Linked DNA regions of Homo sapiens: region 1 is linked to region 2. The links are chromatin loops, found by intact Hi-C in ENCODE. Cell type or tissue: heart right ventricle. All regions are shown on one strand. Links, peaks and the distances in the headings refer to the core of each region. The heading gives the core; the rest is flanking DNA.

What was found. A loop is a pair of places that touch in the nucleus more often than their neighbours do. Peaks named below come from ENCODE experiments on the same cell type or tissue, not always from the same donor. Only the 100,000 strongest peaks of a DNase experiment are listed, where the experiment ranks them.
Region 1: a loop joins it to region 2, with 2.4 times the contacts of the local background. A loop is called at or near these places in 9 of 110 quality-filtered maps.

What each region holds. Positions count from the first base shown.
Region 1 is chr20:17,684,815-17,690,190 of GRCh38, forward strand. No RefSeq gene overlaps it. Among named protein-coding and RNA genes, the nearest start is that of RRBP1, 5.3 kb to the left of the region's middle. In heart right ventricle, for the core only: no CTCF peak of the experiment used is centred there; no DNase peak of the experiment used is centred there.
Region 2 is chr20:17,748,320-17,753,695 of GRCh38, forward strand. No RefSeq gene overlaps it. Among named protein-coding and RNA genes, the nearest start is that of BANF2, 51 kb to the left of the region's middle. RefSeq lists enhancers at 2,227-2,779, 4,105-4,810. In heart right ventricle, for the core only: no CTCF peak of the experiment used is centred there; a DNase peak (open chromatin) is centred at 2,272; H3K27ac peaks cover 1,010 bases.

The DNA of each region.
Region 1 (5,376 bases), core at 170-5,169, 64 kb before region 2:
CAGATCCATCCCTAGGACTAGATGGACAAGGGTTGCCTGTGGTGGGAGTGAGAGGCATCCCCCCAGGCTCAAGTCTTCTGCTAAATCATGCAGCCCTCCAGCAGCACGAGAAAGCCCATCCCACAGTCCAGCCTCCAGGCTGGGGCTCTCAGATGGGAACAGGTCATTTCAACACAAAGTCAGCAGTCTGGGAGCCCCCAGCCGGGGGAGTTACCCCACCCTGAGGGGAGCAGAGGCTGACAGCAGAGGTGTGAAGAAGTGGGAGGTAGCCAGGCCAAAAAGGGCACACTGGCGAGGAATAGCATGGGCAAAGTAAGGCATGATGTTAGCCAGGTGTGGTGGTGTGCCCATGCAGCTCCAGCTAGCCCCAGGACTGCTTGAGCCCAAGAGTTCCAGGTTGGAAGAAAGAAGAAGAAGAAGAAGAAGGAGAAGGAGAAGGAGAAGGGGAAGGGGAAGGGGAAGGGGAAGAAGAAGAAGACAGAGAAAGAGAAGGAGGAGAGGGGGAGGTGGAGGGAGAGGATGATCTGAGATCACATCATCTCAGTTTATCTGTTGAACAACTCAGTTGTTGGCAAAGCCTGAAGGGCGAGGGAGAGGCTGGGAAGAGCTGGTTCTACACAGGTGATCATAAGGGAAACAGGGAACTTCCCTGGGGTGGTGCAGATGTTTCATATCTTGATTATAGTGATGGCTGTGGTAAAACTCATAGGATTGTACACTCTTAAAAAGAGTACATTTGGCTTGGAAGCAAATTATGCTTCAATCAACCTGACTCAAAAAAAGGATGTATTTGGTTTTAGTTGTGTATTAAAAACAAAGCATTATTATTAGAAAAAAATTAAACATACAAGAATAATTACCTAATATGGTCCATTAACTCATGACAATAAATTGCAAATATTATCCGAAAGACTAGACAGGAAGATGGGAATATATTATATCTCACAGTTTAAAAAGAGATTTTGCTTTGTCAAACAACTATGAAAGGATGATAAATGACAAGTACAATAAAATATCATGTGAAAATAAAAGCCACTGTGATAATAGAGAACATGTTTAGGTTTCTTGTGCCAGGTACCATTTGAGACACGCTACAAATACGTAAAGTTATTTAACCCTCAGTACAACCCTATAAGGGAGGTAGAGTTATTATTTCCATTTTAGAGATGAGGAAACCGAGGCACAGAGAGAGCAAGGAACCTGCCCATGTCACAGGGCTCGTCGGAGGAGTTACATTGGTCCCCAAGGCTCATGGCAATAACTCTTGCATTCAGCGCCAGGTCGTGGAAGGTGTGCTGTGCCTATAGAAGGGGCAAGATTTGAGCCTAATCCTTTGAGAGTAGCAACTCAAGGAAGGGTTTGTGATTGATGACAGCTGTGATGACTCCTTTGACGTTCTATATTTTGGGTGGATGCTAGGTTTGGGGCCCACAGGGTTATAAGACCCACAATAGCTCAGGTGAGAGGTGACAAGGGCTGGAATGGGGCAGTGGCAGGGGTAGGAGGTGCAAGGTCCTTCAGGAGGGGTATTAGGACATGAAGTAGTAGCAAGTGAGGCTTAGAGACCAGCAGGAGTGAAGGAGAGAGGGGTTACCCATGAGCCCTGTTTCTGGCCTGAGTGATAGGGAGCATGGTGGTGTCACTGCTGGGGCAAGGCACACAAAAGAATGAACAGATTGGGGACAGAAGCTGGGGGAAATGTTGTATTGTATTTTGACATGTTGGATTTCAGGAGCCTAAGGCAAGTCCAGGTGGAGACAATGTTTCCGTAGGTCTGAGGCTCAGGGGTTGTTGTCAGGGTCAGTGATGCAATTAGGAAACCTAAGCATACCCTTGGAGGTTCAGACCCAAGGACAGCAATGACTATAACCAGTGGATAGGGTGGGAGTTGCATGTGGATGGGAACAGGAGAAAATGCTTGAGTCCTGAACAGAGAAAGGAAAAAACCCACAAAAGAGTATGTATCAATCAGCTTTTGCTATGTAACAAACCACTCCCAAACTCAGTGGCTTAAAACAAGTATGGTTTCTTATCAGAGCTCACACATCTGTGGGTCAGCTGAGGCTTGGCTGATCTTGGTTGGCTCACTCATAGGTCTCTGGGTGGCCTGAGAGCTCACCTCCAGCCTGGGCTTGGCTGGGGCACCTTACAAGCTCTGCTGCACCTGGCTCACCCCCTCTTCCTGTGATCAGCAAGCTATAAGGGGCATTCCCTTCTCACGGTGATGGTTGAAGGAAAAGAAAATAAGCAGAAATACATATACAAGGTGTATTGGATAGGTGAGCCCAGATTCAAGGGGCGGGGAAATACAGGGAAGGGTAAAGCAATGGCACCAGTGATGCAATCAACTACTGAGTCCAAGAAGGAGAGATGGAAAAGGTAAATCAGGTGAGGATGGCCTCAGCAAGGGAAGAGAGTTTCAAGAATTGGGGATGGTAAGCACTGTTAAATGTAGCCTAAAAATCCAGCAAGATGAAGACCGGGGCACATGGCAACTCAGGAGTCACCAGGGACCTTGGGGAAACAGCTTTAGAGGAGGGGTATTTGGTAAGGACACCACCAGATCGTGGAGGGCTAAGAAATGAATGGGAGTGGAGAAGGTAGAAGGAATGTACATCCATTCATCCGACAGATGAATCCAGCTGAGGACCCACTAAGTGTCAGTCACTGTTCTAGGTGCTGGGGAGAGAGCCACGAACAAAGGAAGGGTCTTCTCTCACGGAGCTCACATTCTAGTGGGAAGAGAGATAGTAGACAAAGCAACCAATAAATAAGTAAGAAGAATTGAAGTGGTGCAATGGGCTACAAGGAAATGAGAATGGGCTCAGGTGATGGAGAGGGATGGGGATTTGGAGAGGGGGAGCGCAGTGGATGTGAAGAAGATGGACAGAGAAAGCCTCTCTGAGGAGGTGATGGTTGACCTGAGACTTAAATGACGAAAAGAAGCTGATCTTGTCTTGGGAAAAGGAAGGGTAAGTGCAAAAATCCTGGGTCAGGGAGGATCTTCGCAGCTGGTTCAGGGAACAGAAAGAAGGTTGTGTGGCTGGAGCTCATGGGCAAATGGAAGGGAGAGAAAGGAAGGGGGTCTGCAGGCAGGAAGGTCCCAGACCACGGAGGCCTGAGGATACCATGGGAAGCTGAGGTTGGGTGGGAGATTTAAGCAGAAGAATGATGCAATCTGATGTGCATTTTCAAAGATCACTTTAGCAGCAATGTGCAGGATAGATTGGACAGTGTAATGGAGGATTCAGGACTCAAATTAGGAGACTGTTCCGAGATTCCAGGCAAGACATGGTGGATGATGTGCTGGTAAATATTTAACAACTGGCTCTCAGGTGCAGATGGGGATGGGGGCACTCCCTGATTTACAGCATCTGCCAATTTCTGTGGTGTAAATATTCCCATCAGAGCCAATTGATTTCAAGCTATGGAGTCATTGAAGGCAAAGATGGGAAGAAATTTGCAGTAGCACACCACTGTCTACTATTTCTACCATAAAAATATGAGAGACACAAATCATTCCAAGAGTATAGATAGTAGTACAATGTACTAATTAGGAAGTGATGGTTTTGAGTATTTATTACCTTTGTTTTTAATATGATCTATTTCATTTTAAGTTTATATAATTTAATTTTTAATAATGACCATGTTTAACCAACTGCTGGAAAAATTCCTAAAAATGTAACAATCAGCTGTCATAAGCAGGCTGGCTCTACCATACCACTAGATACAATAGTCATGTGGATCAGAGTGGAGTGTGTGTGTGTGTGTATCTGTGTGTGTGTGTGTGCATGTGCACATGCATGCCTGAGTGCATGGGAAAGAGAGAGAGAGAGACCCAGCAGGATTTTTAAATGTTAGAAAAATGAGATGTGCATGTTCATGTTGGCATTTCTGCACCCATATCATCTCCCTGTCTGAACTGTGGATTCATTAGGGTCAGTGGCTCTACCCAATGTTTAATTATGAACACCTAGTCCAATGCCTTTGTCCTGGTAAGAATTCTCCCTACCTGGGTTAGATCTCCCCAGAAGCAGACCCTGAGAAAAAGTGTTGGAGTGAAAGCAGTTGGAAGGTGATCCCAGGAATTACCAGTAGAGAAGTGGGGAAGTAAGACAGGGAATGTAAGGAAGTCAGTGAACAGTGCATCAACAGCAAGTTACCACTGTGAACAGCTGACGTGTAATACCATTGAGGAACTCTCTTGCTTCCAAACTGAGAAGCAAGGAAGCAGAGTACTTATTCACCAATTCCTATTCATCACTGGTTGAAGGCTGCTCCTGGAGGCATTAGCTCTCTGGTATTTCCAGCCCACACCTCAGAGAAAGCACTTAGGAAGAAGGTTGCTGGTGTTTGCAATCACAGGCTGTTGATATGCACAGGAATGGCAGAGGGGATGTGGGCAAGGTGCCAACAGTGTCTGCTCCAAAACTCATAAATATTTATTTAATGAATGAACAAATGAATAAATGAGTGTAGGACCGTTTGAGCTTCTTTAAACACTGACTTAGAGTTTTAAAACAGAATAGAGGCTGGGCACAGTGACTCACGCCTGTAATCCCAGCACTTTGGGAGGCCAAGGTGGGGGGATCACCTGAGGTTAGGAGCTCGAGACCGGCCTGGCCAACATGGTGAAACCCCCTCTCTACTAAAAATAAAGAAAATTAGCTAGGCATTGTGGTGGGCGCCTGTAATCTCAGCTACTCAGGAGGCTGAGGCAGGAGAATAACTTGAACTTGGGAGGTAGAGGTTGCAGTGATCTGAGATTGCACCATTGTACTCCAGCCTGAGTAACAGAGTGAGACTCTGTCTAAAAAAAACCAAAAAGCAAAAAACAGAATGGAGAGCCTTCCATTGCATAGTCAGCACATGTATCACGCACTTTTGCAAAATTTAAATCAGAGGACCTATGTGATATCCCAGACAATTAAAATTCTGCAATAGTTTTACTCAAAACCAGAGCAATGTTGTTACACAACAAAAATCTCTATAGACTATAGTAATTGTCAAAACAAAAATAAAATATACACAAAGGAAATAGATGTAAGTGTGAACCCAAGTTGCCAATTTTTGTGGCTGCAAGTGGTAGTAAAAGAGAACTTGGGAGAAGAATATTTGGTTTGTTCTGTGCGTAATGTTAGAAGTGAGCTTACAGATAGGAGTTTTTGCAAAAAATGACAATGATTGACTTAGTGGCTGGTGGTGAGTCCCCAGAGAAAACAAGAAAAACCAAAATAATAGGTGAATGATATTTATCTGACACTTTTCTGTTTGTAAAGTGCTTTGTAATAATTGTTACTATAACCATTATTATTATTATCCTCAGTTCACAGGTGAGGAGCTGACGTTTAGAGAAGTACAGTTGCTTGCTGAAGC
Region 2 (5,376 bases), core at 252-5,251:
ATCACCCCAAAAAGGTATCCCCCTAGCAGTTGCTCCCCTCCCCCAGCCCAACCCAGCCCCTGGCGATCACAAATGGACTTTGTGTTTCTATGGATTTGCCTGTTCTGGACCTTTCATGTAAATAGAATCACATGCTGTGTAGTCTTTTGTGACTGGCTTCTTTCACTTAGCATCATGTTTTCAAGGCAAATCAATGTCACATGTATGCTGTATATTTTCAAAAGCAAATTGAGAGGCTGGGCGCAGTGGCTCATGCCTGTAATCTCAACACTTGGGAGGCCAAGGCGGGCAGATCACCTGAAGCTAGGAGTTCGAGACCAGCCTGGCTAACATGGTGAAATCCTGTCTCTACTAAAAAATGCAAAAAAATTTAGCTGGGCATGGTGGCGCATGCCTGTAATTCGAGCTACTTAGGAGGCTGAGGCAGAAGAATCGCTTGAACCCAGGAGGCAGATGATGCAGTGAGCCAAGATCACGCCACTGCACTCCAGCCTGGGGGACAGAGAGACGTCTCAAAAAAATAATTTAATAAATAAATAAAATTTTAAAATTTTAAAAATGATCTTATCAAACATAAGTTATCCTGTTTCTTTCATTTGTATGCTTTAAACATTTTCCCTCATCATTAAATCTTTTTGGAAAAATGGCTGTTTTTTTTTTTTTTTTTTTTTTTTTTAAGATGGAGTCTCGCTCTGTCGCCCAGGCTGGAGTGCAGTGGCCCTATCTCGGCTCACTGCAACTTCTGCCTCCCAGGTTCAAGTGATTCTCCTGCCCCAGCTTCCCGAGTAGCTGGGACTTCAGGCGCACACCACCACACCAGGCTTATTTTTGTATTTTTAGTATAGACGGGGTTTCACCATGTTGGCCAGGCTGGTCTCGAACTCCTGACCTCAGATGTTCTGCCCACCTTGGCCTCCCAAAGTACTGGGATTACAGGCGTGAGCCACCTCACCCAGCCTGAAAAATGGTTTTTAACGGCTATGTGTATAACAATCCATCAAATTTGTGTCCAATAATGTGTTGATTTGTGCCTTCTCTTTTTGACTTTTTGGCTTTCAGTTTTTTCACCATTACAATCAAAGCTTTTATGAGCAGCTATATACGTATTTTTTAAAAAATGAATGAGTGAATTCTAAAACAGAAATCTTTGCAATATTTTCCATTCTTCTTTTAAGGAAGATGCCTAAGAATGCATTTAACTGAATAAGAAGGCAGAAACATTTTTAAGACTTTTGATTCTTACTGCAGCTGGTTTTTCTAGTCACCAACCTGGGGACTGGCTTCATGTTAGTCTGATGACATCCTACCCCATCTCAGAGTAAAACCAAATTTCTTAAGATGGTCTGGAAGACCCTGCACAATCTGGACCTATTCCTTCTCTCATCTCCTCTCCACCCTGGCCATACCGGCCCCTTGTTGGTCCTTAAACACACCAGAGCCGCTTGTTGGCAGAGAGGCCTCCCAGCCTCTGCACGGCTCCTCCTGTGCCTGGAGCAGCCTTCCCCAGCCTCCACCCAGCTCACTCACCCTTTAAGACTCTGCTTACACTTTCGCAGGAGGCCCTCTCATTAAAAACACCGCCCCTATCTCCTCTACCAGCTTTATAAAATGTTTTTTCTTCACAGTAGCCCTTATCATCTTCTAATATAATTTTAAAATGTACTTATTTTATTATGTCAACCCATTCAAATTAATCACTAGGGCCTGGCCCTGTGCCTAGTATGAGTAGGCATGCAATAAGTAAGTGTTGAATCAAGCCAATGGCCAGCACTGAGAGCTGGGGGCCTCTACTGCCCAGCCATCCGACCCTCTTCCCCGGCCATCAGTGGGAGCTCTGGTGTTCTACTAAGTCCCCGTCAGCTGTTCCTTCTTGACTCAGCTCTGGAGCAAACTAGAAAGACAACTGCCTCAAGGGTTGTTTGTTCTGCCTTGTGGTGAAACCTGGAAGAGGTTGACCCTGAGAGAAAAATTCGCTCGTGACTGGGGTGAGCAAAGGTTTGTTTCTGGGAGGCGTGCAAAGCTTCCCAGGGCTCACACAGGGTGGAGCCCTCCAGGGACCCCCAGTGGCCCACCCAACTTCCAGACCCTGACTGCCCATGGGACAGACTCAGGTGCTGTGACCTCACCAGGACCTGCCAGGGATCAAACTCTCATGCCCAAACAAGGACGGCAGCCCCCTGGTGCTCCTGAAAGCAGGCAGTTTCCTGAACAGCCACAATGTGACCCAAGCGATGGGGCGGGAGAGGAAGAACCCACGGGAAGCAGGGAAATCCCTTGGCTGGCTGAGTCCGGCAAAGCCGCGGGGACCTCTCGGGAACCTCCCCATTGTGTAACACTTCCGGCCAGTCTCCTTAGGCTTCCAGGGCAGGCACAGGATCAAAATTCCCAAACCTAATACAGTTATGTTTTTAAAGTGTCCATAAGTCAATGGACAAACAATGCCCCATAATTAATGGCCTCAGGGTTGGGCCCTCAGCAAAGGAAGCAAAATCAGAGCTGCTCGGGGTCACCCACAGGCAAGCAGGCCCCTCCTTAGACCAAAGGGCTTCTCTCTCACTCCCCATAAGGATGTTGTCCACCCAGGCCCCTGGGGGCCCAGCCACTACTGAGGTTACCCACTCCTGGCTCAGAACATTCTGGAATTCCTCCTTTGGAATGGCCACTAGAGCCCCAAGTGGTTCTCTATACTATTCTCAACATGGTGACGACCCATTTGATCCATTCTCAACAAGTCTTCTGAAGATCCATTTGAGTGACTGAGTTATGGAATATGGTCTCTTACAAAACTCTGTTGAAGTGTAATACCCACAGAAAGATGCACAAATTATTGGCGAACAGTGTGATGAATTTTCAGAAGTGACCACAGCCACTTAACTACCACCCAGGTAAAGAACAGGACATTACTGGCAGGCCCCTCGGGCCCCGTCTCAGACGGGTCCACTTTCCCACAGCTGACATCTAGCAGCAGAGAGCGTTTAGTCTATTTATGAACTTTATATAAATGGATGTGTAAAATATGTGCAGTTCTGTGTCTGGCTCCTTTCCATGTTATGTTGGTGTGATTCATCCATGATATTGTGTGCAGTAATAATTCATTCTTTCTCGTGGCTGTATAGTATTCCATTGTATGAATAGACTACTCATTGGCTATGACAGATAGTGCTGCTAAGCATATTCTTGTACGTGTCTTTTGGTAAACACATGCTCTCGTTTCTCTTGGGTGTACTTCAAAGTGGGATTGCTGAGTAACAAAGCATATGTATGTTAATTTCATTGGACACTGCCAAACAGATGCCCAACATGGTTGGACCAATTTATACTCCTGCCAGCCATGTACGGGAAGTCTGCTTGCCCCAAATCCTTATCGACACTGGGTGGGTCAGTCTTTTTAGTCTTATCAATTCTGGGGGAGGTGTAGTAGCATTAAATTTTTCAGGATTTTTAAAGTTAAATTTTAATTTTTTTAGAGGCAGAGTCTTGCTCTGTGACCCCAGGCTCAGTGATGCAATCATGGCTCACTGCAGCTTCAAACTCCTGGGCTCAAGTGATCCTTCCGCCTCAGCCTCCGGAGCAGCCGGGATTATAGGTGTGTGCCACCATACCCACATTTTTCAGTTTTAATTTGCATTTAGAAATATGGTCTTCATTGTTAAAAATCTTAACGTGTGGCTGTAAAAGACGGAAAGGGACATCCGCATTGTAACTAAAAGGCTGGTGGGACAGTCGCTTGCTGCCTGCAGAGTCCATTGAATAAGAGCGAGGTCCGCTATAAAGAAATTGATTTATTTTCAAAGCTAGCTTACGGGAAGAAGCACTGGTGTCCACCTTGCCTTTGAATGTATCACTTCATTTTTGGAACAGAAAGTGGGCACTTTTAAAAGGCAGGGGAGGGGCTGGGCATGGTGGCTCACACCTGTAATCCCAGAGCTTTGGAATGCTGAGGCAGGCGGATTGCTTGAGCTCAGGAGTTTGAGACCAGCCTGGGCAACATCATGAAACCCCATCTCTACAAAAAATACAAAAAATTAGCCGAGTGCGGTGGTGTGCACTTGTAGTCCCAGCTATTTGCGAGGTTGAGGTTGCAAGATTGCTTGAGCCTAGGAGGTGGAGATTGCAGTAAGTGGAGATCGCACCAGGGCACTCCAGCCTGGGTGACAGAGTGAGAACCTGTCTGCCAAAAAAAAAAAAAAAAAAAAAATTTGTTTTAAAGGCAGAGGAGGAAGCAGGCAAGGTGAGGGGTCCGAGTGTTAGCTTGGTGTCTAGGTGGTTGAGCTGGTGGTGGTACCAGGTGGTTGAGCTGGTCACTGCTGGTGCCCTAATGGGCAGGCTGTTCTCTTTTGAGGCAACCTCCTGGAGGGTGAGAGTTTCTTAAGGGGCATGCTTTGGTTTGTAAATTGACTGTTAACTCTCAAGAGTTCTGTCTTGGAGCATGTAGATGAATTTGCCCTGTAGGGAGTCTGGTGAAGGGGAGGAAAAAGGATATATTTGCATTTCTAAACGGCTAAGTAGGAAGTGGGGAACCAGGGGAATGAGAAAAGACATAGAAAAAAATACTTAAGCCATCTCTTAGAAAAATGGGGGTACTTACTTACAATGTTGGGTTTGTAATGGGGCTGTGAAGATAGCCCCAGTACCTGGAATCGGGGCAGCACTATGCCAGTAAGTGCCCAATGGGTCCACTCACCTGGGAGCAGAAGGTCTGATATCACTACTAATACATCAGTCCTGTACCATGTAAGCTTGCTTCAAAAATTCCAATCATCCAGGGGCTTTCAGAGACTTACAAAAAAAGGACAATTCTGAGGTCTGTTGAAGTTCCCTTTGCCAGGATTTGCAGACACTTGGGCTGCAGAATGCAGTGCCTCTCCAGGGGCTGGGGACTGGGGAGGGACCATGGAGTACTCTGTTCATGCAGGCACTCAGAATCCCCAGAAATAGTCTCTCACACTACGTATCTCTCCCTCAACCTCAAGAATCTGGGGTGCCCATGGAGAGAAGCTTGGCCCCTGTTCCAAAAAGTCTGTGTGATGGTGAGGGTGCTGCCTCCCCAGGAAGGTCTCAAGGCACTGTCCTAATATCCCAGGCAGGCCATGGAGGATGAAGGGGTGACAAGTGACAGCCCCTTTTTGGGAAATTACCAATAGCTCAGCGCAGAAGTGATTATGTTTGTCAACCCTAAAGTTGTAGTCTCCCCTCCTGTCCCACCCATGTCCTGTTCAACATTAGTCCTGTCCACACCAACTCCAGAATGTACCGACCATCTTCCCACCTCCATAGCTCATGCCACACACTACTTCTAGTTGGAAGAGGACAACTTTTCTCCACCAGCCCTGTTTCCACACCTTCCCTTCTACTCCCCTCCCTACCCTAGGCCTT